Regions from separate parts of the Homo sapiens genome. Here region 1 is linked to region 2. The links are chromatin loops, found by intact Hi-C in ENCODE. Cell type or tissue: PC-3. All regions are shown on one strand.

What was found. Peaks named below come from ENCODE experiments on the same cell type or tissue, not always from the same donor. Only the 100,000 strongest peaks of a DNase experiment are listed, where the experiment ranks them.
Region 1: a loop joins it to region 2, with 2.5 times the contacts of the local background. A loop is called at or near these places in 5 of 110 quality-filtered maps.

What each region holds. Positions count from the first base shown.
Region 1 is chr20:19,774,676-19,777,175 of GRCh38, reverse strand. The region is part of intron 1 of RIN2 (Ras and Rab interactor 2); the gene reads right to left. Among named protein-coding and RNA genes, the nearest start is that of RIN2, 18 kb to the right of the region's middle. In PC-3, no CTCF peak of the experiment used is centred here; a DNase peak (open chromatin) is centred at 1,205; H3K27ac peaks cover 2,130 bases.
Region 2 is chr20:19,711,303-19,713,802 of GRCh38, reverse strand. The region is part of intron 15 of SLC24A3 (solute carrier family 24 member 3); the gene reads right to left. Among named protein-coding and RNA genes, the nearest start is that of RIN2, 46 kb to the left of the region's middle. RefSeq lists an enhancer at 2,000-2,500. In PC-3, no CTCF peak of the experiment used is centred here; no DNase peak of the experiment used is centred here.

The DNA.
Region 1 (2,500 bases), 63 kb before region 2:
TCTAAACCTCCTACATTTAAAAAGACCAACACTCTACCATGAAGGATGGAGGGAGAAGCCAGGATAAAACAATTCCCTCCCGGATGGACCCGCCCCTGAACACCTCCTCCTTCCTCCCTCACTCCTTTTCCTATTTTATCTGTCAACAAAAAGAGTCCAACTCTGTAAAATATATGAAGAGATTTATTCTGAGCCAAATATGAGTGATCAGTGGCCTGAGTTAGAGCCCAAGGAGATCCTGAGAACATGTGACCAAGGTGTCAGGCTACAGCTTGGTTTTATACATTCTAGGGGGACATAAGACATCAATACATCTAAGACATAATCAATACATGTAAGATGTACACTGGTTTCGTCTGGAAAGGCAGGAAAATCGGAAGGGAAGGGGTTTCCAGGCTGTGGGCAGATTTGAAGATTTTTTCTTTCTTTCTTTTTTTTTTTTTTGAGACAGGGTCTCACTCTGTCACCCAGGCTGGAGCGCAGTGGCGTGATCTCGGCTCACTGCAGCCTCCACCTCCTGGGTTCAAGCAATTCTTCCACCTCAGCCTCCCGAGTAGCTGGGACTACAGGCAGCCGCCACCATGCCCAGCTAACTTTTGCATTTTTAGTAGAGATGGGGTTTCACCATGTTGGCCAGGCTTGTCTCGAACTCCTGACCTCAGGTGAACCATCTGCCTCAGCCTCCCAAAGGGCTAGGATTACAGGCGTGAACTACAGTGCCTGGCCACATTCAAAGATTTTCTGATTGGCAATTGGTTGCAAGAGTTATTATCTAAAGACCTGGAATCAATAAGGGGTTGTGGAGAGTAAAGTTTTGTCATGCAAATAAAGCCTCCAGGTAGCAAGCTTCAGAGAGAAGAGATGGTAAATGTTTCTCATCAGACTTCAAGAATCTGTTCTATCAGTCTTAAGGTTTCTGTGTTGATGTTAATGTTGGTCAGCTGTGCCTGAATTCCCAAAGGGAGGAGGGTATAATGAGGCATGTCCGACTCCCACTTCCCATCATGGCCTGAGCTAGTTTTTCTGGTTAACTTTGGAATGCCTTTGGCCAAGGGGAGGGGTCCATCAGTTAGTTGGGGGACTTAGAGTTTTATTTTTGGTTTACATACCAAGGAAATGAAAAGAAGTTAATGGTTGACTTTAGGGCACATAAAAGATTGAGGCCAGAGAACGCCTGGGTAAGTCTTTAATAAGCTATACACATCACAAAAATATTTGTTAGTATTAGTATTTCTATTTGAGAAGGAAACTGTAAAACCAGATTGCCTGGGTGGAGCGAAGCCGGAGGCTCTGACAGCCTGTGGAGGGTGAGGCTCCTAACTGCAGCTGAGTCCCATACTCAGCTAAGCAATGGAGGGCCCTGGGGCGGACATACTCCTTAGGCTGTTTGCTTTGGGAGAAGCAGTACAGCTTGGCACTTAGGAGTTTGGACTCTGTCAGTGGACAGAGCTGGTCCAAGACCTGTTCTACCACTGATTAACATGAACTTCAGCAAATGCTTGTGTTCTCTAAGCCTCTGTTTTTCCAGTGTAAATTGGGTAAAAATACTCATCTTCAAGACTGGTGTAAGTATACAATAAATAGCACATGGACTGTGGCAAGTATATGAGTGACACACATGTGCTTAATAAATTAGTGATGTCACCTCTCAGCAGTCTATCTACAGTCTCTTTTTGAAATCAGGTGGTGTCCTCAGCCCCAAATTGGAAGGGTAGGCATACCTCCACCAGTCAGAAATCCTCTGCAGTTGAGGGAGCCAGATGCTAACATCCAAAATACCGACTTCAATGGGGGCCCCATTTGCAGGGAAGATACGCAATTTAGTGAAATGAACCAGCAGTCAACCTTTGCACTGCCACGTTTTCACAGACTTTGGAGACCATAGTTGGCAACATAAAATTTTGCACTTATTGCCATCCTATTACACGAGTTAACCCTAGGATAACATCTCCATATCCTTTTCTTAGACAATTTTATCCTCTTTAGGCTTTCTATATTCTGAAAACTGCTACCAATGCATTTGTAGCCCAAAGCTCTCTTTCAAGCTCCAGACTCCCAGATATTTAACACCTCCTTGGGTTTTCACAGGCTCATCAAACTTAACACATACGAAGTGGAACTCTGTATTGCTCTGGCTTCTTTTCCTACCAGATTGATCATCTCCTTAAATAATGCCTCCATGAATGTGGGTGGTCAGTAATGGGCCATCCTTGACTCTTCTGCTCTCCTCACATCTAATTCACCACAGCTTTGCTGGGTCATTCTCCAAATTTTGCCTCCAATTCTTTCCTCTAGCCAGGGACCAGTTTCTGAATGATCACAGTCTTCTCCTATCTGGTCTCACTGAGGCCACTCTTGCTCCACTGAAATGCTGTCTGTGATCAGCAGTCAGGGTGAACTTTGTAACACCAAATCCTATTACATCATCCTATTCACAAGAGAGAACAATGGCTTGGAATGGGACAATGGCCATGGAGATTCAGGGAAGTACAAAGCGGGT
Region 2 (2,500 bases):
CCTGCTTTGTTGGTGCTTATGAGGTTGAACTGAATTAATCCACGTTAAAACTGTTGAACAGGGCCTGGTGTGTAATACCTTCTGAATAATTGGGGGCTGGGTCCACTTCCTTGCACCCGAGGCTGCTTCTTTTCTAAACCTATCACTGAACAATAGCTTACTAGATTACAGACACCGCAAGGGTAGGAACCACGTCTGACTTTACCCTCCACCTGGCAGAGGGCTGGGCACAGACCACGTGCTTAAAACGTAACTGATGAATGAATAAGGCATGTCCATGAAGTCTCATTTGGAATATGCATTATAAGGAGGCCAGTGTTCTGTGGGGCAGCAGGGACTGGTCAGAGTGAGGTTGGAAGCAGAGAGACCCCGGATGCCACTCCCTGGATAATGTTCCAGAAGCAATGTGGTCTCTGCCCAATGTACTCTCTCTCCCTTCCCCACTTTACTTAAATTATTTTGAGTCTATGTAGTGTTTTTAAACCCAGCATGCTGCTATGGAAGTTTTCAAGCATTCAGGAAAGTTGGAAGAATTATACCATCTTATTTTTTTAAGAGCAGGGCATGTCCACGTGTGCTTGTGGGAACTTCAAAGTAAACTGCAGAGACCAGGCCATTTCACCCCTCAGCACTCCTGCCTGCATCTCATTAAGTAGAGTTCATTCACAATTCATGGGTCTTTTATTCTTAGATGCCATTTTACATGGTAAAATTCCCACCACAAAATTGTACCATTCAACAGGTTCTGAGAAATGCATACACCCATGTAACTCAAACTCTACCATGGCTCAGAACACTTCTGTCATTCCAGAAAGTTCTCAGGTGCCCTTCTGTAAGCCTTGCCTGAGGCAGGCACTGCCCTGTTTCTCTACCACAAGGCAGTTCAGCCTGTCCTAGAGCTTCATAGCAATGGAATCCTGCAGCGTGTACTCTTTTATATCCGCATCATTTTTAAAGACTCCTTCAATGTTTTCATTGCATCAACAGCTCATTTATTTTTACAGCAGTGTAAATATGCCACGGTGTGTTTAATTATGCTCCTGTTGATGGACATCTGGGCCACTTCCAGTTTTGGGCTATTAATGTGTATTACTTTTATAATTCAAAAGCAAAATGAAAAGAGGCCTGTAGGGCTCCTCCTTCCTGACAGGCTAGCCATTAATGAAGATCGAGGAGGGCCAGGAGCTCTGCTAAGGACCTCATGTCACTGTCTCATATCCTAGCACCCCTTCTCTGTAGTCAGCACCTTAAGCACACTCCTGTGCCCTCTTTGAGACTTTCGGTCTAGCTAGGTGGGGGTCTCACCTCCTTCCCACCTCTACTCTGCCCATCCTGCCATAAGTCCTTTTGCCTCTTCCAAGTTCACTATTGTCCCTATGGTGCTGATGTCGTCCTGCTTGTGCTTGGGTTGGGGCATGTTCTTACCAGAACAGCAGGTCCAAATGCTCAGAGGGCAGATGCCTGGCTCGTGAGTTTTTCCTCACTCTAGCACCTAATTCCCTCACCCCTCCAGTCCCTGGCTCCACATACTGTATGTTTAAATGAGCATCTGGGCCAGGCGTGGTGACTTATGCCTGCAATTCTAGCACTTTGGGAAGGTGATGTAGGTGGGTTGCCTGAATCTAGGAGTTAAAGACCAGCCTGGGCAACATAGTGAGACCTCAACTCTACAAAAAATAAAAATAAAAATTAGCCAGTTCTGTTGGAGTGTCTCTATAGTCCCAGCTACTTGAAAGGGTGAGGTGGGAGGATCACTTGAGCTGGGAAGGTCGAGGCTACAGTGAGCTGTGATCCCACCACTGCACTCCAGCCTGGGTGGCAGAGCAAAACCCTACCCCAAACAAACAAACAAAATGAGCATCTGCGGCCAGGCGCGGTAGCTCACACCTGTAACCCTAGCACTTTGGGAGGCCAAAGCGGGCAGATCACGAGGTCAAGAGATCAAGACCATCCTGGCCAACATGGTGAAAACCTGTCTCTACTCAAAACACAAAAATTAGCTGGGCATGGCGATGCGTACCTGTAGTTCCAGCTACTTGGGAGGCTGAAGCAGGAGAATTGCTTGAACCTTGGAAGCGGAGGTTGCAGTGAGCTGAGATCAAGCCACTGCACTCCAGCCTGGCGACAGAGTGAAACTCTTGTCGAAAAAAAAAAAAGAAAAAAGCATCTGCTGGTGATTCTGAGCATGGGTGTGTGTGTTTGTGTGCATGTGTTTGCATGTGAGCATGCACGTGTGTGCGTTTGCCTGCATGTTTGCATGTTTGCATGCATGTGTGTGTTTGCCTGCATGTTTGCATGCACGTGTGTGCATTTGCCTGCATGTGTTTGCATTTGTGCATGTGTGTGTGTGCACGCGTTTGCCTGCATGTGTTTGCATGTGTGTGTGCATTTGCCTGTGTGTTTGCATGTGTGGATATGTGTGCGTTTGCTTGCATGTGTGCATGCATGTGTGTGGTATGTTTGCACGTGTGCATGCATGTGTGTGCGTTTGTATGTGTGC